2 separate regions of the Homo sapiens genome follow, and region 1 is linked to region 2. A link is a loop called in an ENCODE intact Hi-C map of the cell type or tissue named here. Cell type or tissue: MCF 10A. All regions are shown on one strand. Each heading gives the region's core, and the rest is flanking DNA. Links, peaks and the distances in the headings are about the cores only.

Region 1 (11,768 bases), core at 2,121-10,120, 1.8 Mb after region 2:
TACTTTATGGTAATGACATTATAATGGGTAAAAGACATATAGAAATGAAGACACTGTGCATGTGAGGTATATTCATTTCCTTTTGCCACTGTAACAAATCACCACAAACTGCATGGCTTAAAACAACACAAACTTATTATCTTACAGTTGTGGAGGTCAGAAGTCTGAAATTGTCCTCACTAGGCCAAAACTGAGGTGCTTGCAGGGCCACTTTCCTGCAAAAAGGAAAAGCTCTAGGGAAGAATCCCTGGCCTTGTGTTCTCCCCCTGCTAGAGGCCATCTGCATTCCTTGGCTCCTTGCCCCTTCTTCCATCTTCAGAGCCAGTAGGACAGCATTTTCAATCTCTCTAACTCTGACTTCTCTTCCGCCTCCGTCTTCACTTTTAAGGATGCTGTGACTACATTGAGCCCATCCAGAGCATTCAGGATAATCTCCTACTCTAAGGTCATATGATTAACAATGTTAATCCCATCTGCAACCATAATTCTCCTGTGTCACCAGGCACAGTGGTTCACACCTGTAATCCCAGCACTTTGGGAGGCTGAGGCAGGCAGCTCACTTGAGGTCAGGAGTTTGAGAGCAGCCTGGCCAACACGGTAAAACCCTGGCTCTACTAAAAATACAAAAATTAGCCAGGCTTGGTGGCACATGCCTGTAGTCCCAGCTACGCCAGAGGCTGAGGCAGAAGAATAGCTTGCACCTGAGAGGCCGAGGTTCCAGTGAGCTGAGAGTGCACCACTGCACTCCAGCCTGGGTGACAGAGCAAACTCTATCTCAAAAAAAAATAAATCTCCTCTGCCAGGTAATGTAACGTAGTTGCAGGTTCTGGGGATTTAGATATGGGTGTCTTTGGGAGAGGGTTATTATTCTGCTTCCCACAAGAGGAACCACTCATGGTGTAGTTACCACCATCTATATAAAGGTCTGGAGAGAAGTTTGGGAGGGACTGTGCCACAGAAAAAAATGATATACAAAGAAAGACTATGACTTGTGGCCAACTTGAGCCTCCAGACTAGGGAAAGGTTTCCCTTCCAAATCCTGTCAATCTATTGTCCCTCCCCCTAGCTGTAGTCAGAGTCTGTTTTGAATCATAAGTTATGTGGTTGTACATCCAGGTTGCCTAAGCAGGTGACTCATCACCATCACTGCCGGAAGCAAATCCCAAATCCTTCTCAGTCAAGTCTGGAAAAAGACAAATACTCATCCTCCCAGGACTCCATGTAGGGAAAAAGTAGGGAAACCCGCTGCTTAGATTATTCCCCTGCCCTTGCTGTCTTTCCAGAGGGTTGGGCCCATCCAGAGATGGGGAGTGGACCAGGAGTCAACAGTAGGTTTAATTGCTAGACCCTTTCTAAAGATGAAGAATCTAAAGCACAGAGAGATTAAGTAACTTGTTCACAATCAGCTGTCTAGTAAGCTGAGAAAAATAAAATTTGAATTCAGGTCCATCTGACCTCCCCGCCCCCACCCCGCCCGAAAGCTTTGTTGTTTATTCAACAAGTATTTAAATGTTTACTATGGGTCTGCCTTTATATTGGATTATAAGACTCTAAATGTTTTTATATGACTTCAATTTAAAGGAGACACTGGCATGTATTCAGACAATTAGATATAGCAGCATAGGTGTTTACAGATCAGAAAGCCTGGTAATAACAACAAACCCTGCCTTGTTAGCCAGGAAGGTTTTCCATAGAAATGGACATCTAAACTGAATCATTAGATTAGACAGAAATTATCCAGGTAAAGAGGTTAATAAAGTCATTCCAAGGAGAGGAAACAGCTTGGACAAAGGCAAATATTTAAGAGAAATCACAGAGTACATGAGAAACCACCAGGAATGGGTGAGTCTGGAGAGTATGGAGAACTGGGGGCTATAATTTTTCAATTGTCCAGATTCAAACAAAACAATCTCCATTTTTCAGACAACAAAACACAAGAACACTCTATGTCACTCACAAGCAACAGTGTATGAGAGTCAAGGAAAGCCTGAGTTTGGCTGCAGTAACAAACAAGGGTTCATTTCTCCCATGCACTACGTGTTTGCTACCGGTTGGCTGTAGCTCTGCTCCACCTTGTCTCCCCTCCAGGTCCCAGGCTGATGGAGCAGCCTCTGTCTATTTGGGACATTGTCAGTCACAATAGCAAAGATGAGGGAAGACCAAACCACATGCTGGCTCCTACAGTTTCTGCTTAGAAGTGGGGCATGTCACTTCTCTCCATTTTTCTTTGGTGAGAGGAAGTCATGTGACCAAGTCTGATTAAAACCAGGGCAGAGCAGGGAGGAGCAGCAAATATGCATGGGTTACGATGGCACCTACCACAGTGAGCCAGAATTTGGGGATGCACTGAAAGTCTGCACTTCATGTAACCACCAAAGCTCACACAGGATTTGATTTTTTTGGTTCCCGGAGGCATGAAATCATCAAAGGGAGGGAAAAGTTGAGTCCATGACATGGCATCAGCTGGACCATGGCTGTGCAAGCAGCATCCCTCCCAGGGTCTCTTCATAATAAACGAATAATAAACATTCTACTAAAATCTTTAAACGGATAGAGGAGTTTAATTATAATAATTTAATTTCAGAAGCAAAAGCTGCTTTTATACAATTACACTGAGGCAACTTTTAATTAACTTTGGAAACTTTCTTTTGCTTAGAAAATCTAATTAAAAATATGGAACTATTAACATCACACAAGATTCAGGAGGGGGCAGAAATAATATTGGGAAGGTATGGAAAAGAGACATAGAAAAGATGCCTTTAGGGAGTTAGGGTCACCTAAGTTTCCCAAAGCATTCAATAGTTCCTGTCCCTCCCTAAGCTCTTGGAACGCCAAGGAAAGTTTTTGCCAACAGTTGCTCTGTGGATTCCTGTAAGCAATGGGATGTGATGAGAGTCCTGCCTTTTCTTTCTTCTGTGTTCAGGACGCACCCATCTCTGATGTAGGGAATATGGGGCGGGGAGGGGGATTAGATTTGAGGGTCAGAGGAAATTTCAGAAAGTGAAATGACACTATAAATTAGCCCCTCCTCAGAGGGGACAGCAGGGGAGAGTCTGCTTACTTTGCAACTTACCTACTCCTAACGTGTGCCCAGGGGATAACAGCATGATCTCAACCACAGTGGTCCACGCTCCAGCAGAATCACCAGGGAGCTCTTCAGAAATACAACACTGAGGGCCGGACGCGGTGGCTCACGCCTATAATCTCAGCACTTTGGGAGGCCAAGGCGGGCAGATCACGAGGTCAAGAGATGGAGACCATCCTAGCCAACATCATGAAACCCCGTCTCTACTAAGAATACAAAAATTAGCTGGGCGTGGTGGCACACGCCTGTAGTCCCAGCTACTCGGGAGGCTGAGGCAGGAGAATCGCTTGAACCTAGGAAGCGGAGGTTGCAGTGAGCTGAGATCGCGCCACTGCACTCCAGCCTGGTGACAGAGCGAGACTCCATCTCAAAAAAAAAAAGAAAAGAAAAGAAATACAACACTGATTCTTGGGCCTTGCCCTAGATCCACTGAGTCTGAACAGGCATTTGTTATTTGTTTGGGAGGATATTTTTTAACTTTTAAGTTCAGGGGTACATGTGCAGGTTTGTTATATGGATCAACTCGTGTCACAGTGGTTTTTTGTACAGATCATTTCATCACCCAGGTATTAAGCCCAGTACCCATTGGTTATTTTTCCTGATCCTCTCCTTCCTCCTACCCTCCACCCTCCCATAGGCCCCAGTGCGTGTTGTTCCCCTCTATGTATCCATGTGTTCTCATCATTTAGCTCTCACCTGTAAGTGAGAACATACGGTATTTGGTTTTCTGTTCCTGCATTAGTTTGCTAAGGATAATGGTCTCCAGCTCCAACTATGTTCCCACAAAGGACATGATCTCATTCCTTTTTATGTCTACATAGTATTCCATGGTGTATATGTACCACATTTTTTTAATCCAATCTATCATTAATGGGCATTTAGATTGATTTCATCTCTTTGCTATTGTGAACAGTGCTGCAATGAACATACGCATGCATGTGTCTTTATGGTAGAACAATTTATATTCCTTTGGGTATATGCCCAGTGATATATATGGTTTGGTTCTGTGTCCCCACCCAAATCTCATGTCAAATTATAATTTCCAGTGTTGGAGATAGGGCCTGGTGGGAGGTGATTGGATCATGGAGGTGGATTTCTCATGAATGGTTTACCACCATCCCCTTTGTGCTATTCTCACGATCGTGACTGGGTTCTTGTGAGATCTGGTTATTTAAAAGTGTGTGGCACCTCCCCCCTCACTCTCTCTTGCCCTTGTTTCCCTCTATGTGAGATGCCTCACTCCCACTTTACCTTCCACCATGACTATAAGTTTCCTGAGTCCTCTTCAGAAGCTGAGCAGATGCCAGCACCATGCTTCCTGTACAGGCTGCAGAACCATAAGCCAGTTAAACCTCTTTTCCTTATAAACTACCCAGCCTCAGGTATTTCTTTATAGCAATGCAAGAACAGACTAATACACCCAGTAATGGGATTGCTGTGTCAAATGGTAATTCTGTTTTTAGCTCTTTGAGGAATCGCCACACTGCTATCCACAATGGTTGAACTAATTTACACTCCCACCAACAGTGTATAAGTGTTCCTTTTTCTCTGGAACCTCACCAGCCTCTGTTTTTTTGAACTTGATGCCCAGGTGTTGGCTATACACGCTAAAGTCTGAGAAGCCCCGGGCGAGGTCACAGTCATCTCCAAGTATGATCTGCCAACAACCTGCTTCAGAAGTCCTTGGGGCGTTGTCTAGAAAGCAGATCTCCAGGCCCTACCCCAAGCCTAGTGAAACAGAACCCCTGGAGGTGGGGCTCAGGGACCCATATTTCATACAAGATCTCCCAAGAGATTCTGGTATGCACTAGAGTTTGGGACAACTGACATCTTCCAAGAAACTCCCTGCTTGAGGTCAGGAAGCCTGACTGGCTGGGGAGTCCCTCAACTTCTTCTCGGCCTCAGTTTCCACAAGAGAAAAGCACCCATTCTAGGAAGCTTACTGAGTGTCCACTGAGAAAGTGGATGGGAACTGCTGTGTAAATGACAGCTGATTATGTAAATCTGAGTGTTCTTTGCTGAAGGTGACATTGTCATCCCAGGCTGGTTCCACTGAAATCAGAGAGACATTGGGGGTTAGGAGAGCCATTTGGGGGGTTAGTAGACCAAGATTCTAACCTGAATTCACCACCAACTTACTACAAGGCCTTCAGCAAATTAGACTACCCTGTCTGGTCTCAGTTTCTCAACTTTCTCACCACCAAGCAATAAAGTTGTAAAATGTGCAGGATAATCTAACCAAACTTTGAGACCTCCTAGGGCCCTGGAATCTGTCATTTGCCCTCTAGGTGGAAACCATCTTCCCAGATGAAGACAGAGGCAGAGGGGTCTCTGACAAGAATGGCTTCAAGCCTACTGGGGGGCTTTAGGAAGAAGGGGCTCTGTCCGCTGCATGTTACAGACATGTGTTTACAAATCAGTCCCTGGCATTCTTGGATTCTTCTGAAACTCTAAAAACAAAACCAAAAGGAAAACAAACAAAATTGATTCTCAAGTGGCTCAGAATCCCCCAGCCCACCTGGCCTTGTGCTTGCCCACCAAGGATTCCAAATATAACCAGCTGACCCAGATTCCTGAGCCAAAGGGCCTCCATTGGAGTTGCATAGGGCAGAGCAGTCGGGAGGAACTTTAATGTTACACTGACCCCCTGTGGAAGTCAGAGGCAGCAGCCGCTGCTCGCACCTCCAGCAGCCCCTCTCCCCTCCCCCCATTCTCCCAACCGAGCACCCCTGACAGCAGCCCCCGACCCTCTGAAGGAGGGCCACCCACCAGCTGCCGCCTCTGAGGCAGAGACCACTGGCCGAATGCGAATGCATCCTGGGGAACCCCCGCCAAAGTCAGACAGAGGACAAAGAGAGGTGGTAGGTATGTCCTCCATTCCAGCTCGCTGCCACCCACCAGCGCACCGTCTCCTGCATGGACGTCGCTACCACCTTCTCAGTGGCCTCCCAGCCCCCTCATTCATCCTCCTTTGGGGCGAGGCCTCTTTCCTGCTCAAATGCCTTCGACAGCTTTCTGTAGCCTAGGGATTAAGTTCAATCCTCGGTCTGGCTTCCAGAGGTCACCAGGATCTAGTCCCAACCTAACTCTTGAGCCTCCTTGCCCAGGCTCTGAGAGGCCAGGAGCACCCAGTTCTTCTCTCATCCCAGTTTCCCACCTCAGGCTGCCCCTCTCCCTCCTGACACCTCCCTGCCTGCCCCTGTCTCCTCTTTCCAGTCCCTCCCAGACTTCGAAGCACAGCAGAAATGCTGCCTCCCGGAGACACCTTCCCTGGTCACTCAAGCTCTTTACAGTAGCAGGAGGTCAGAGGCCAGCTTTGCACCAGCTCCTCCTGCCTCTTGCCAGATGTGCTACAAGTCACTTCCACTCTCAGAGCATCAGTTCTCTCAGACGGAGATGGAAATAATAACCCCAGCCCAGCCTAGCTCAGGGGACGGGTACTGAGATGTCACAAGATAATGGAGAGCTCTGAAAATGGTTAAGTATATGCCTACATTACCTTATGTTACAATGGTTTGTACCATGGTGGGTTTTGGGGTTTTTTTTGGTTTTTTTTTTTGGTTTTTTGTGTTTTTTTTTTTTGTTTTTTGAGATGGAGTTTGCTCTGTCACCCAGGCTGGAGTGCAGTGGTGCACTCTTGGCTCACTGCAACATCTGCCTCCTGAGTTCAAGCAATTCTCCTGCCTCAGCCTCCCAAGTAGCTGGGGCTACAGGCACGTGCTGCCACACCCAGCTAATTTTTGTATTTTTAGTAGAGATGGGGTTTCACGATGTTGGCCAGGCTGGTCTCAAACTCCTGACTTTAGGTGATCCACCACCCTCGGCCTCCCAAAGTGCTGGGATTATAGGCATGAGCCACCATGCCCGGCCTTGTACCTCATTTTGCCTTGCATCAGGTAGGGATTTTGTTTCACACACTAACCTCAGATAACTGAGAGTGGCCACTGGAGCCAGTGAACGGCAGGGTCAGGCCTGGGACCCTGAGGTCCAACTCTGTGTTAGATGCTGGAGACACCAAGATGTCCGCAAAGAGCCCTCCATCAGTGAAGGAGACAGATTCATGAGGATTACAATTCAGGTTGATAAGGGCTGGGACAGAGGTAGACAGGCACCTAGCAGGGCCCTGGACCCGGTCTCTGGTGTTAGGAAAGGCTTCTGGAGGAGGTGATATCTGAACTGGGACCTGAAGGACCAGGGTGTGTTAGCCAAGAGAAGAGCATGAGGATGGGCAGGAGAGCTACAGGTCTCTGCGTGCAATGACCCCAATGCGGGGACACCTTAAGAGTGCAGTGTGGCCAGCAACGCAGTGGGGGCCTGATCATGCAAAAGACTCCAAACATGAGCACAGTGGGCCCTCTGCCAGCTTCTGAAGAAGAAAATGACATGGCCAGATTATTATCTGAGAAGCATTCCTCTGACTTCAAGATGCAGAGCAAATGTGTGACTGGGGACAGGGGGGAGCCAGAGAGAGTGTGAGGCAGTCATTCCAGCCAACAAATTCCCCATCTTTGGGCTCCGATCAGCAAAGGAAAGCCCCACTTAATGCTGCAAGGGGAAAGGCCTGTAGAAATAAGGGAACCACAAATACACTCAGATTCACAGGACCCAAGAGGACCTTAAACATGGTCCCTTCCAAATCCAGCTCCCAGCACCTGACTTCTGTCTTCATCCTTCAGCCTCTGCGTGCCGTCATCCCCGATCAGGGAACTTGTTACCTGCCCAAACAAAGCATTTCCCAAGGAGAAATGTGCCCCAAAGCATATGGGGATGATGGAGACGTGCTGAAAAAAAAGGCATTCTCTGAACCATGAGCCAAGACACGTGGGAGTCATTAGTGCGCAGAGCCCAGAATGGTGAGCGCATGTCCCTCACTCGACCTCTGCCCCATTCTGCCTGGTTATGCCACATTCCCCTGAGACCTGCAGGCATGAGATGTCAGTGGGAAGGAAGAATAAAACCCGCCAGCATGAGGCCCCAGGCCAATGGCCATGGCACTCACAGGTGAGTTGGGCCGGAGGACACAGAATCCTGTCGATGAGAATGAGCTTCCGGAAAGGGGAGGTGGCATCAGCATCCTCAAAGGTGAGTTTCAGAAAAGTCCTTCCGATGTGAGGAGGAGGATGAGTGGGAGGAAATAAACCAGCTGTATGACACCAGGGAGTATTTACTGTGTACCAGGCCATGCCCTCAACACGTTGCACGTTTATTAGCTCACTTCCTCCTCACCAGAAGCCAATGAAGCAGGTACTTCTATAATCCCCATTTTCCAGATGAGGAAGCTGAGGCCCAGAGAGTTTAAGGAACTTGCCCAAGGCTACCCAAGAGTAGGTATGCAGAGTGAGTGGACAAGAGCCAGGCCAGCCTCAAGGAACAGAGCCAGAGCATGTCAGAGCCCCAGGGATGGGGCTGCTTGAGGGGTAGGCGGCTCTACCTTGTGAGGCTGAGCTGGAAAACAGGACCCAGCCAGAGTTTCCTGCTCTGCCATTCTGCAGCTAGATGAGCTCTGGCAATGAATGTCTCCTCTCAGTTTTCTCAGCTGCAAAATGGGCATGATGAGCCTCATCAGCCAGACCTCTCATGAGGATGAACAGGAGAAGGAATGCCCAGCCCAGAGTAGGGACCCACGAGGGCTCCTTCACTTCCCTCCCCTGCAGGCAGCTTGCTGAGCCCCATGGGCACACAACCAAATATCAGGAGCTGGCAGTCAAGAGCAACTCCCCTCCCCTGCCGCGTTTCCTGCCTCACAGCCTCATTCACTGCCCTTACCATGGAGGACACCATGGCCAGCATTTAGGAATCGCCCTGGGGTCTCGTTGTGTGAAGTGAAAGCGTGTTGTGGAGGACATTGTTCATCACAGCTGGGAGACGCCCCTCTCAGAGATCCAGGAGTGCCTCTCAGCCTCTCCCAGGAACAGCTGTGGCTCCTTTGGGCAACAGCAAACAAGTTGTAGATGCTCCTTTTACTCTTTGCTTTACCTACTAGGGAGCTCAGAGCCATGTATACACTGTGATCATCCAGCCCTACCAGTTTCCCAGTACCCACTGAAAGGAAACAATGTGGAGGTCTTTTCTACCAGTGCAGATGGCTTCCCAGCATACATTTTGGGGAACATATACTCCCTTGGGTACATCTTATGTTGCTATACTTGTTTACTCCTAGCCCCAATGACCTTATGCTTTTATTCCCCCAAAATAAAAATACACACATGCCATTTGAAATTCCACCCCCTCAAAGGTGAATGTTCATGTCAACATTTTGGTAGACATCCTTCTAGATGGGCATAAAATGAAAGTATAATTTTATAAAAACAACATCATATAATTGACTCAACTATATGTCATAGCTTTTCATTTCAATGAATATAAATCCACATGACTGCACAGTATTCTATAATATGGATTGCCATCATTTATTTAGCCAGATTCCTGTTTCTATGTACTGTAGGCTCTTTCTCATTTTTGGTCATTATAGAGCAAGCAGCCATGGAATTCCCAGTGTGATTATTTCTCCCATTTGTGTGATATTCTTCTTACAAAAAATTCTTAGAAATAGTCTCATGTTTTTAATCCGACAGTACTGTTTGCATTTTGTAAGAGAAATATTTATAAAATAAAATGATATTTTTGTCCATTTATCAAAATAATAGAATATTATTTCACCATAAAAAAGGGATGAAGTACCGATACGTGCTACAACATGGATAAACCTTGAAAACATACTAAGTGAAAGAAGCCAGTCACCAAAGACCATATATTGTATGACTACATTTATATGACATGCTCAGAATAGGCAAATCGAGGGCTACAGTAGAATGGAAGGTTTGGGGATGATGGCTAAAGGGTATCAGGTTTTCTTTTGGGGAGATGAAAATATTTGAAAATTGATGGAGGGGTGGTTGCACAATTCTGTGAATCCCATTCAATCGTACCACGGAATTGTACAGCTTAAATGGGTTATTTGAACAGTATGTGACTTGTATCTCAATGAAGCTGTTATAAAAATAAAGAAAAATAAACTGTAAACAAATCTCCAGGAGCCTGAAAGGAGACAAGAGGCCTGCGGGGGGACAGGGAGGGAGAGGGATTGGCATCGCAGGGTTCCTCATCCTGGGAAAAAACCAGGAGGCAGCATCTCGGCCCCACACGCCAAGGTGGGAGCAACGGTGTCAGGAGAGTCCCTCTGATGTTGAGGGGGGCCCAGGAGACATCTGCAGGGCCTCCCACCAACCCAGATGGCTGTTCCCAGGCCCACTTTCCCAAGCAATTGGCTCCCACCAGCTCTGAAGGCTGTGACACAGGCAGAGCCTTCTCTGGCACTCATGTGGTAGATGACGAAGCTCTCTGATTACAGCCGCCTTTGATCATTTCCCTGAAAGTCACTAATAAAAGCCAGGCAGCAACAAACAGAAAAGAAGAGGAGGGAAAAGAGCTCTTTAAGTCCCAGTGGCTGGGAAGGGTGGGAGGAGAAAATGGAAGAGGATTGGGCTGAATTTTGGGGATCACCCGGGGGGGTGCTCCTAGTGGAAAGTGGGTATAGCCAATAATTCCACCCGCAGCTTCACACTGGTATCTGCCTCCAAGTGCCTGGCAGATTCTACCATCTGCACTCCAACAGCTGAGAGCACAGGGCAGAGGGCAGTTGGTAGCCACAAGACGCCAGGTAGCCCCCATGCTCCCCTCTTTTCTGTCACCCTCCCAAGAGCCTTCCCCACAGTCAGCCCACTCAGTGGGTTAGAATAGCACCTGGGTTTAGAGTCAGGAGGGCCTCCAATCCCATTTCCTAGCTCCAGGACCCTGAGCAAGTAACTTTCCCTCTCTAAGCCTCAGTTTTCTCACCTATAAAATGGGAGTGATGGCCACAATCTTCATCTTGTTTATTTCCCTGTGCATTATGAAGATCAAATGAGCCACCAGACGAGTCCCTGAACACCAGACTGACTGCTCCAGAATCCCTGTGGATACATACTAAAATACAGATTCCTGGGCCCCCACCCCAAAGAAGAATGGTTCACAGGAAATGGAGTGGGACCCAGGAATCTGTACTTGGGAGGAAAAAGCTTTTCTAGCACTTTTGGTGGGTGGCCAAGCATGGGGGACCTCTACTTTACAAACCAACAGATGTGGCCTCTCAGTCTAAGAGGCAGAGATCTGCCATCAAAGACAGTGCTGTCTGATCCTGGTGAGCAGCTCTCAACTGGACCAAGTTACTTTCTGACTCTGAGCCTCAGTTTCCTCACCCAGAAAGTGGGGGCTCTCACCTCTTTTTCAGGTTTCATAGATTAAGGACATGAAATGCTTAGCACATCATGGGTCTTCAACAAATGGTAGCTGTTATCAGTTTGTTGTTGTTGTTTTTGTGTTTTGTTTGTTTTCCGAGATGGAGTCTTGCTCTGTCTCCCAGGCTGGAGCGCAGTGGCACGATCTTGGCTCACTGCAATCTCTGCCTCCCGGGTTGAAGTGATTCTCCGCCTCAGCCTCCCAAGTAGCTGGGGTTACAGGTGCCTACCACCACACCCAGCTAATTTTTGTATTTTTAGTAGAGACAGGGTTTCACCATGTTGGCCAGGCTAGTCTTGAACTCCTGACCTTGTGATCCACCCACCTCGGCCTCCCAAAGTGCTGGGATTACAGGCGCTCAGTGAGCCACCACTCCCGGCCAATGGTAACTTTCAGGAGTGGGATT
Region 2 (11,768 bases), core at 1,856-9,855:
CTCTGTCTAAAAAAAAAAAAAAAAAAAAAAAGAGAGAGAGAAATATGTCCACAATATGTTATTTATTTATTTATCTTATCAGAAAATCAAGATACTGTTGTGTAAAGCTCAAAACAAATGTCTTAGGTCTTATGCCAAGGGGTAAGTGTACAGTTGTGAAAGAGGCAGACACGCTTCTCATATTGTTGCGTCTCACCATAAAGACAAAATATTGGCCAAGTAATTCAAAGTGTTGTAAGAGCTAAAAATTATCATGGATACTCTTTACTATACTCTATCCAACATAGGCTACGAAAGAAAGATATGTACAATTTTAAGCAGAATAATTTTAAGTTCAGCACTGGTAGCTTTTTTTCCCCATAAGACAAAGCATAGCATTTTGTCAGTATAAAACGATTGCCCAGCAGAATTTCTAGAAGTATTCAGGGTGAAAATCAGTTCAGGTTAATGCCTACCATAATAAGTCAAGGTGTTCAGGGGTCAAGTAAGAAGACAAGTTTCTATCATTATAGTCTTTCCAAAGCTAAGCACCGTCTTTACCAGTTTAGCTCTAATAAACAGCACAGTGCCTGACACATGGTACCTAATAGGTTATGTCTGTTTCTGATTTTGGTTTCTTTAAATGAATAGTAGCTATTTTGAGAAACTGCAACTTGTGAAAATTAGTATTGATGCAATTAAAAAATTATATGAGACTAGGAAAAGGAAGTAAAGATAGCATGTTTACACAAATGAGCATATGAAGAGCTCTGAATCTCCAAATCCTTGATGTAAGAAGAGTAAAGAGCTGCTAATATACAGTCATGTGATGTGATAGGATTATCAAAGATTTGAGTAACCAGAAATATTTATACAGTCATGTGCCACATAATGATATTTTGGTCAACAGACAGCGTGTATGACAGTGGCTTCATATGATTATAATGGAGTTGAAAATTCCTGTTACTTAGTGACCTTGTAGACATTTAATGTTGTAGCATAATGTATTACTCATGTGTTTGTGGATATGCCAGAGTAAACAAACCTACTATGTTGTCAGTCATATAAAAGTATAGCAAATATAATTATGTGCACTACTTAATACTTGATAATGACAATAAACAACTATGTTACTGGTTTATGTACTTATTATACTATATTTTTATTGTTATTTTAGATTATACTGTTTCTACACACACACACACACAGACACACATATATATAAAAAGTTAACTGTAAACAGCCTCAGTCGGGTCCTTTAGGAGGTATTCCAGAAGAAGGCATTTTTATCATAGGAAATACAGGGGATGACAGCTCCATCCATGCTGTTGCACCTGAAGACTTTCCAGTGGGACAAGATGTGGAGGTGGGAGAGAGTGACATTGATGATCCTGACCCTGTGTAGGGCTAAACTAATGTGTATGGCCATGTCTTAGGCTTTTTTTGTTTGTTTTCTTTTTGTTTTTGTTTTTCTTTTTGTTTTTAAGATGGAGTCTCACTCTGTCAATCAGGCTGGAGTGCAGTGGCACAAGCTCGGCTAATTGCAACCTCCGCCTCCCAGGTTCAAGTGATTCTCCTACCTCAGTCTCCAGAGTAGATGGGGTTACAGGCATGCACCACAATGCCCAGATAATTTTGTTTTTTGTTTTTTGTTTTTTTGTAATTTCAGTAGTGACACGATTTCTCCATGTTGGTCAGGCTTGTCTCCATCACCAGATCTCAGGTGATCAACATGCCTTCGCCTCCCAAAGTGCTAGGATTACAGGTGTGAGCCACCACACCCAATCCGTGTCTTAGATTTTAACAAAAAAGTTTAAAATGTAAAAAAAAAAAAATTAAAAATTGGGAAAAGGGTATAGAAGGATATAAAGAAAAAATTATGTAGCTGTACAGTGTGCTTGTGTTTCAAACTAAATGTTATCACAGAAGAGTCAAAAAGTAAAAATATAAAAAGTTTATGAAGTAAAAATATTACAGTAGGCTAAGGTTAATTTATTATTGAAGAAATGTGTTTTATAAGTTTAGTGTATCCTAAGTGTGCAGTGCTTATAAAGTTTATAGCAGTGTGCAGCGATGTTCTACAATTTCACATTCACTCATCACTCACTCACAGACTCACCCAGAGCAAATTCCAGTCCTACAAGCTCCATTCATGGTAAGTGCCCTATACAGGTATACCACTTTTTAACTTTTATCTGTATTTCTACTGTACCTTTTCTACGTTTAGATAAACAAATGCTTACCATTGTGTTGTAATTGCCTACAATATTCAGCACAATAACAGGCTGTACAGGTTTGTGGCCTAGAAGCACTAGGCTATACCATAGAGCCTAGGAGTGTGGTAGGCTATACCCTGTAGGCTTGTGTTATACACACTCTGTAGGCTTATGTTATACATACTCTATAATGTTTGCACAACATCAAAATCCCCTGACAAATTATTCAGAAAGTATCCCTGACATTAAGTGATGCATAACTCTGTGTATGAGTGTATTTATAAATATATGCACACACATACATGCATGTATACAGGTATTGTGTATATATATATATACAGAGTATTATATATATAATACACTGTGTGTGTATACACACACACACACTTATACTCAAGGAACCCAAGGGCGGCTACACTCACTGTGATACAAACCCCTGAAACTATTTTTTTAATGTACAGCACAAAATAATAAAAAAGAAAAAAAAGTGTGCACTCATATATAGCTAGATACCTAACTGCACACAGAAAGGCCAGGTATGTGGGCATTCATGATGGAGATGCTGAAGGAGTTTTGCCTCACTAATTTGCCCATTATTTCACAGACATTCATTGAGCACCTACTCCATGTTACACACTGGAAAGCAGTGGAGATTAAAACAGCAAGTGCCACCATCACCCCATTCTCAGTGCTGCTCTGCTGTTAGATGGAACCTTTATCAAGTGTCAGCAATGGGACCTGGCATTTATCAGGGTGGGTGCTGCGCTCTGCTCTGCTGACAGGGTAAATTCAATACATGTCATCCCCACTGTGCTAAGATGTTTTAATGGCTTGCTCTTTCTTCTTTCCATCACCCAGGCAACTTTGTCTTTCTTTTCTCTTCAGTCCCTTTCTCCCATCCCCCAATTGCTCCCCTTTCACATTTTGGGTTCCCCTTTGCACAAGTTGCCTATGTTTGTGACTTTGAAGGAGTCACTAATTCTCTCTGTTTCTGCATACCCATCCATGAAATGTGGTAATTGACTAAATTATCCCTGATGTCTTACGCAGCTCTTAGTGCTATGCTAGCATTGTAGAATTCTGGTTTGAATTCTTCCTAAAAAGCAGAGCCTGAGACACGGGCCTTTGTGGAGGTAGTTTATTTGGGGTCATTTGCTCCTGTGGTACATGATGGATGGCCTGAGAAATAAACCAGGGAAGGTTTATTTCCAAGCCACAGGCTTGGAGGATTAGTGAAGTGTAAATTGGGAAAGAAGAAAAGCAGCCAATCCAAGGTTACTGAGCTGATTACAACTACAGAAAAACTGGAGCTTAATCCTGTTTGTGATATTTCAACAGCTGTATGGAATGTGCCTTAGAAATCTCTGAGATTGGAAAAAAGAGAATACTTACCTACTAGTTCCTGCCCATTGGTAAAGCATTGTTCCAGGAAATGTTAACACCCTATCTGTTCCCAGTGTGTGCAGACATCAGAATGGCTGATCAAGCTCTTACGGTAGATCCATGTGATTGTGCCAGATAAGCCCTGGGAGAAAAAGCAAGATATATGCAGTGCAGCCGAGATCAGGTGCTATTAGGCTACACCTGAGTACAGCTGGTTGCTATAGCAAAGACTAGAGAAAAATTGGTAGAGTAAGAGAATATGAAAGGAAAATATATGTGCAACAAAGAAGCCATTGCATTCCTCAATGTTGTCTAATGCTGATATCAAGAATTTTTGTCAAATCAGCTTTACCAGGGCACTGAACATATGGGGACTATGTCAGGAAATTTCGATATCCAACATTTCTACAAACGCACAGAATTGTTGTGGGCATGGGCTCCATTGCCCAACTTCTTCCCAGTTCCCACCTAGGTTCCTCATAACATTGATAACGATTATCAATGTGCCAGGCAATGTATTAGGCACTTTAAACATAATGTCTTTTCTAATCCCTAAATCAGTAGGATCCTATCATCAGGTTAGTACCTATAATCCCATTTTCCCATTTTACAAATGAGGAAACTAAGGCTCAGGAAAGGGAAGTGACTTTCCTCAATTTACATTACCCATGAAGACCTAAATTGAAATCCATATATATATATATATATATATATATAGCACAGGCTATTTCCAGTAGTTGAAACTATCTCAATGGACACTTGGGTTTAGACAGGGTGTATGCCTCAGTTCTAGGTCGATTATATCTCTGCCTTATCTGATGACTAATCTTGAACTCCAACTTGCTTGGCTATAGCCTTGATACCCTGCTTAGTTACTTACCAGAGACTCCAGCTGCTTGGACCTCAAACACTAGTCCAGGTATATTTTATACCAAATACTAACTCAATTTTGAACTGGAAGCCTCATAATTTTTTACTTATGCTTTTTCTCATTGGAGACCAGTCTACAACCAAGTCAGTACCCCAAACTAACTCTTGTACCTTCCAGTTTCTCGATTTGCACCTTTCCTTCTGTTGTTTCATTTTTCTCTTTATACTTTTTTCTTTCCGTAATCCATTCCAATTAGCAGATTAGGGTAAGGCACAGCAGAGAATAACAGGAATGGCTAAACTGGGAGATAAATTTGACATTATTTAAAATTAATCAGAGATTCAGGGAAGTTAATATTTAAAGAGAAAATAGCACATCTTAGTCTCCTAGCCTATCTTAGTCTATGCAGGCCTCTATAACAAATATCTTAGACTGCATAATGTATTAACAATAGATATTTATTGCTCACATTCTGGAGGCTGAGAAGCCCAAGATCAAGGTGCCAACAGATTTGGTGTCTAGCGAGGGCTTGTGCTTCATAGATGGTGCTTTCTATGTGTCCTTACGTGACAGAAGAATAAAAGAGCCGCCTCGAGTATCTTTTGTAAGGCCACTAATTCCATTCATGAAAGCACAACCCTCATGATCTAATCACCTTCTAAAGGCTTCACCTCTTAATCCTACCACAATGGGGATGAGGTTTCTACATGACTTTTGGAAGGACACATTCAAACCACAGCACAGCCTTTCTGTGCACTCATTCCCTCCCATAATGTACTTTTTTTCCTTCTAAGCTTCTTGACAATAGATCATTCAGTGCATTGGACAATCATCACTTATCTACACTTGTATAATGTAATGATCTCTTCCCTAGCCGTTGTTGACTGCGCTAAGGATCAGATCCTGATTCTAGCTAAGCTGTTCTTGGTATAGAAACAATGAGGGAAAAGGAAACTGGAAGAGGCAAGTAGGGGGTATCTGTTTTTCATGTGACAGGTAGGTGAATGTAGGTGGAAGGTGCAAGCATCTTCCACTATGTAAATGGATAAACAAAGATTACTGGTCTAATGAGAATGAGGAAGGAAACACGTTTTAATTATTTAAAAAACAGTGATAAGTGGAGAAAGATTTCAATCAGCCCTAAATGCTATGCCCAATTATCTTCCTGCACCCTTGACCACCCACGTCCCTGTCATTTGACTTATTAAAGTTACTGAATTATTTACCTGATCCATTCTCCCTTTTTTAAAAACTGGAATTATTAAAAGACATGCCTGCACTATGTTTTAAATGACATACAATTCTCTGCTTTCTGAATTTCTTTCATTTCCCAGTAGATCCAGTTGTTATAAAGTGCTTCCTTATGTTGAACGTAAAGCAGTTTCCCTGTACTTTCCACTCGTCAACTCTATTTCTGCTCTTTGGGACCAAATAAAACCAGTAAAATCCCTTCTGTTTCTACCCGCCCATCCGACATCCGAAAGAAAGCATCCCAACTCTTCTCCCCATTCCATGAAGAAGTTTTTTTTTTCTAGGCTAAAAGTGCTCAGGTTATCTTTTTGTGTGTGTGTGTGCCATAGTTTAGAATCCCATGGGTTATGCTGGTCTCTTCTATCTGGTTATAATACAAATTGTTAATCTCTCTCTCCATGTCTAGATTCGGCTGGCTCAATATGTAATGATGTGGCCCTGTTACGTGCCTGTCTCTATGGTCCTACTTACATTATAAATAATCACTGCCTTGTGATTCTAACATCAAGAAGCTACAGTACTACATGGTGGTATTATGTTTGACATCAGACATGGCCCAACAGGGGAGAAGAATATGCTTCAACAGTTAGATGATTATGTTAATACAAACTGGGATTTTTTATTATGTTTGTCTCTTTCAAGACTGAATTTGATGTGATTGCTTCTGCTGATTCAGTACTAGGTAATGGAGGCTGAAATGTATTCCTCAGAAGATCCTCCGGGAACAGCCACCTGGGACTGACAGAGAGAGTCACTGGGTGTCACTGTTGAGTCATACAAATGCACTGGCCGCTTGCTTATAGAAGTCTGGCTCCTTAAAGAAGCTAGGAGAAGGAGGTTTGGGGTGGCTGCCTGTCTCCTCCTGGTCTGTGTCTCTTCACTAGGGTCAAGATAGAGCATCCCTCTCCCAGATTTTCCCTAAGAAGTATTGAGTCAGATGTGCCCATGTCAGTGTGGGCTTTAGCTGCTGTTTAATGAGTTGATCCATCCTTGATCTGCCTGATGGTGCTGATAGGGGTCTGCTTTTATGTATGTATGTAGTAAGTGATCACACCCCCACCCTAGTCAAAGAGGTCTCCCCCGCATACCCAGGACTTGCTGAAACTTATAGCTCTCTTCAGAGCAGATAAGCCCTTCCATTCCACTGTTTGTTCCAGATTCAGACTGTGATTTCAGTCTCAGTCAAGGGTCAGTGGCACATTTCAGGTTTTTTTTTTTTTTAATGGGAGTACTGATTTTGATAGAAATAAAGACAGGTGGAATTGTAGGCATTAGCACTTTGAAGGGCAAGGAGAAAAATAGATCAAAGGAGAGACGGGCCAAAGGTTACTAGATCAAAGGTAGATAGATCAAAGGTTACTAGAGACGGCTGAGTGCTCTAGTAACCTTCTATCCAAAAACTGACCCTGTTACTAACCCAGCCTGACCCACACATAGGCCATGAACTTTTGTTACCTCAGTGACTAAATATCCTTCATGAGATGGTCACTCAGGTTCATTGGCAGGTGTTCTCAATCCCTTTAGGTGAACGTCATGAAAATGCAAATACCAAAATACCACATCCCTAAAACTTTTTCTGATGTCTGAGGAAAGCCCTAGGCATCAGTATATTTATAAACCCCACATGTCACTAAGGAATTTCTAAAGCACATTCTTCCAGTCGTGATTGACTGATTCTATGCTTTCTGAAGATTGCACATCACATTACTTTTTTTAAAATTTTTGCTTCCTCTGGAATTCAGTACTGAGTTACATCCCAAGCAATCCCTCCAAAATGCAAATATGATTGACCCTCTGCTCTCTCCTTTTAAACTCCCGAATGTCTAATCACCACACATAAGTCAAGTGTAAAGACTGTGCCCTGTTACTCATGTGCTTCCTCATTGGCCCCTGCTTATTCCAGGACAGAACAGTTTCCATCCACACACTGGTTTAAGCCAGGGGCTCCCCACTTGGCTGCACACTGAAACTACCTGTGGAGCTTTTGAAAGCACTGATGTCTGAGTCCCATCCCCAGGACTTCTGCTTTACTGGTAGGGAAAGAAGCTCAGGCATCGTGAGCTTTCAAAGCTCCTCAGGTGATTCTAATGGAACACAAAGCTTTAGAATCACTATTCTTTGGTTTTCTCCCTTCTAGAACACACATTTTCTTATCCTCCTTTGGCCAAGCCATAGCTGTTAATCCTTCTTGACTCAACCCACTGATCATCTCCTTGAAGAAATCAACTCTGAACATACTCCTCTAGTCAAGTTAAAGATTTTTCTTAGGGATTCCATAGTTTCTTGTGCTTACTTAGGCTATTGTATCAGAAATATCTATATGTCTATTTTTTTACCTCTAGACTATAAGCTTATACTGGGTAAGTGAATTAATAGAACATGTATGTCATTGTGTGCCCAGTGCACAGCACAGAACTTAGCACCTATTAAGTGCCCAGGAAATATTTTGTAGGCTGGAACTACTGTTAATGGAGAATGCAAATGAGGTAATAAATGAATAATCAGTGACAATGAAAATAATTAAACTTTACTGTGTATATAGCCAGACACAAAGTATTACAGAGTCGTTACCTTATTTTACATTCCCAAAAATTCCCATTAGAAAGAGTGATCTCCATTTTAGCTTAAGAAGTTCAGGTTTAGAGGTGGTAAGTAGATGCTGTGCAGGCATAATTTGAAGGCTGGTCTGTCTGACTTCACTTTCAGTCACTTTACTGATTGCCTCTAAAAATAGAAAGGGAAGGATATCTAACCGATTTTCTCATTGGAGTTTTTACTGGGTTCTTTTTGCCAGGCATTATATTGGCTCTTTAAATACTTCATCCTACTTAACCCACACAACAACTCTATAAATTAGTATTATTAGTCCCATTTAATTGATAAGAAAACCAAGCCTCAGAAAGAAGCAAAGTAATTCAGGCAAGCCCATATGGCAAGGAAGTAACAAATGCTATATGAAATCCTGTGGCTCTGTGCTTGTCTGTCTTTAATATTCAGAGTTGCTCACTATGCTACAATTGCCTTATAATAGATGAGGAAGAAGAAAGGCAGAGGAGCAAGTAGGAGAGAGAGAGAGAACTGACTCCAAACATAGATCAGATACAAAAATGAATTTTTGGACTGACTTTGATAAGGACAGAATACCTCAAAGACAGAATTCTTTGTCTCTATTCTTTAGCAATTTTCCCCCAAGAGTCACTGGGACAAACGAGTAAAACAACTTTTCTTTTGAAAAGATTGGTTGCTTATTCTAAGCCTGCCAAAGATATCTGAAGTGTAACCAAATCTTTGTATTTGATGCCCTTGTGATTCCTTCATTTAGACAATTAGCACAGAATCTTACAGCCCATGAGCTTTGGTTCATGATTTTTTTTTTTAAGTGATGAGCACCTGAGGCTCACAGAGGAAAAGCTTGGCAAGGGTGACCTTGCAGAATAGTGGCCAGAACCCAGTTCTTTTTATTCCCCGTCTAGTGTTCTTTAGCCATGGGTTAACTCGGTGATTAAATATGGTTAAACATGATGAATATTTTAAAAGCTACTTGGAGTTTCTTGGTTCTAAAGTACTCTGAATGCCAAACGCAACATATTTTTATTGCCTATTTCTACCACATAACAAGGCCATTTGCTCTGTGGGATCTTGGTAATAGGGATAAGTAGGAACAAACAGAGGTAAGGTACAGATTCTTTTTCCTCACTAATGTGAACAGATGGCTTACAATGGGAAGTGGATACTGGCTGCAAAGATGTGTGAACCACTGTCACCCTGTGAATCTTTGAGAAAGAGTGGAAGAGGCATCTGGAAATTCAGTGGTTGAGCCCTGAATAAAAAGACACGTTAGGCCTCTCAGGACCTGGTTAAAGTTGTGGGAAGAACATCAGATTGAGAAGCAAGTTACATCTAGTGCTTTCAGGATCTAAAACTTTAGAGAAGCTGATAAACGCTCCTGTGCCTATGCTGGCTGATGTGTTACATAAAATGGGAATTACAATATTTGCCAATGTGCAAGCATGTTAGGTACTTGCATGCATACATTTTCTGATGGTGGTTCTTTTAATCTGTTCTCTCTCTTCTTTCTCTATCAATAATTTTTCTTCAAGGCCTAACAGTGTTGTTATTTTATAATCTTTCACCAGTCTCTTAATAAGAAGTAATTTCTCTTCCCTCTCTTCATCCTGATGTGTGCATGTGTATTTGCTATGATTCTTAATTCAGCATGCTTTTACTTGTGATTTGCTATCAGTATATCTACCTCCTTTACTAAATAGTTAAGTTCTTCTGGGCAAGAGCTATGTTTTCACCATTCCTTTTTCTTCCAGTAAAATTACACAATTTGTTTTGCATAGAGAAAGTTCTTATTCACCATTGATTATGTCATGTTAAATTGTAACCATAGACACTACCTGTGTTCTTCCAGACATAAAGTCTAAAAACTGAGTGTCCATTGTGAGTTATTTGAGAAAATGGCTACAGAAATACTTGGAAATTTACCAGATTATCACAAAGGATATGGAGGCAGAAGCAGAAATCGTGGATATGAGACTGCTCAAAATATATAACTTTAGGCAATCAATTCACTTTACTGGGCCTCAATTTTCTCATCTGTAAATTGGGGATGATAGTACTTGTCTTAACTACTTCCCAGTATGATTGTAAGGATGGCATGAGATAACATTTAAAGGCATTTTGCAAACTATATAGCACTATAGATAGGTCAAGGTTGAGTATTATTTTTATTATTGTTGTAATTGCGGTTATGTGTTACATAATGATGTTGTAGTCAACAGCAGAACACATATACAATGGTGGTCACACAAGATTATAATACTGTATTTTAATGTATCTTTTCTATATTTAAGTGTGTTTAAATACAAAAATACTTACCATAATTTATAATTACCTACAGTATTCAGTACAGTACCCTGTTGTACAGGTTTGTCGTCTGGCAGCAATAGACTATACCATATAGCCTAAGTGTGTAGTGGTCTATACCATGTAGGTTTGGGTAAGTACACCTTTGATGATTACACAATGACAAAATCATCTAATAATGCATTTCTCAGAAACTATCCTCATTGTTAAGCGATGCATGACTATATTACTACATCATAACTCTCTAAAATCTCATGTGGTTTACGTAACTATAATTCTGAACTTGGTGGAGTTTTATAGTAAAAATGGTAAATAAGAGATAACTGTATTAAAAATGGCCATGTTCTTTTGGTCTCCTTGGAAATTTCCTAATGAAACAAGAACTAAAATCTGAAATCTTTAGAATGCTAACAGAGCCAGAACCAATAAACATGTATAATCCAGGCAACCTATTGGCTACTCAGAAATAATAACAGATGAGAATGGGACTGGAGACCAAGGCAGAATGATCACTTGAGGCCAGGAGTTTGAGACCAGCCTGGACAATATAGTGAGACCCCATCTCTACAAAAAAAAAATCAGTAAAAAGAAAAAATAAGTATTCAGGTATGGTGGCTTTAGCCTGTAGTTTCAGCGACTTAGGAAGCTGAAGTGGGAGAATGGCTTGAGCCCAGGAGTTGGAGGTTATAGTGAGCGATGATGTGCCACTGTACTCCAGATGGATGAAAAAGTGAAATTCTGTCTCTGGAAAAAAAAAAATGGACTGGAAGGTATAAGAGGTAGGAGGAGTTTTCTCTTGAGCTTATATTAATCCTTGACTTCTCACAGCAACCTACAATCTTCTGATGTATTTGCCAGCAGTCTCACCTTCAGAGACGCCTCGGCCATTTCAGTGACTCTTTACCAAATTTGAACCCTGCCTTTTTGTTAGTGATCTTGAGCAATTCATTTTTGCTATCTGAATCTGTTTTCTCATCTGCAAGATGGGGGTACATACAAATAGAGACAATAGCCAGCATTTACTGAATAACTACAGAGTGTCCAACTCTGGGATGGTTTTTCTGTATCTCCCTAACAGCCAAGGATACTGCTGGGAAACTTAAATAACTTATTTTGCCATCCTGGCCCCTTTCCTCTATAAAAACATAATTGAAAACTATAATTTAAGACTGCACTGGCAAAAATACAGATATCTG

The links. Hi-C counts contacts between places; a loop is a spot of excess contacts. Peaks named below come from ENCODE experiments on the same cell type or tissue, not always from the same donor. Only the 100,000 strongest peaks of a DNase experiment are listed, where the experiment ranks them.
Region 1: it touches region 2 in a loop (7-fold over the local background); 2 of 110 quality-filtered maps call a loop at or near these places.

The regions. Positions count from the first base shown.
Region 1 is chr9:120,343,323-120,355,090 of GRCh38, forward strand. All of the region lies in intron 2 of LOC105376253 (a long non-coding RNA gene), which reads right to left. Among named protein-coding and RNA genes, the nearest start is that of MIR147A, 100 kb to the left of the region's middle. In MCF 10A, for the core only: a CTCF peak has its summit at 5,735 (motif pointing left); a DNase peak (open chromatin) is centred at 5,719.
Region 2 is chr9:118,589,468-118,601,235 of GRCh38, forward strand. It overlaps LOC105376249 (a long non-coding RNA gene), which reads right to left and starts at 7,705. Exons shown (of 3, transcript XR_930297.2): 1 at 7,674-7,705; 2 at 4,620-4,749; 3 at 3,528-3,720. In MCF 10A, for the core only: a CTCF peak has its summit at 6,442; a DNase peak (open chromatin) is centred at 6,464.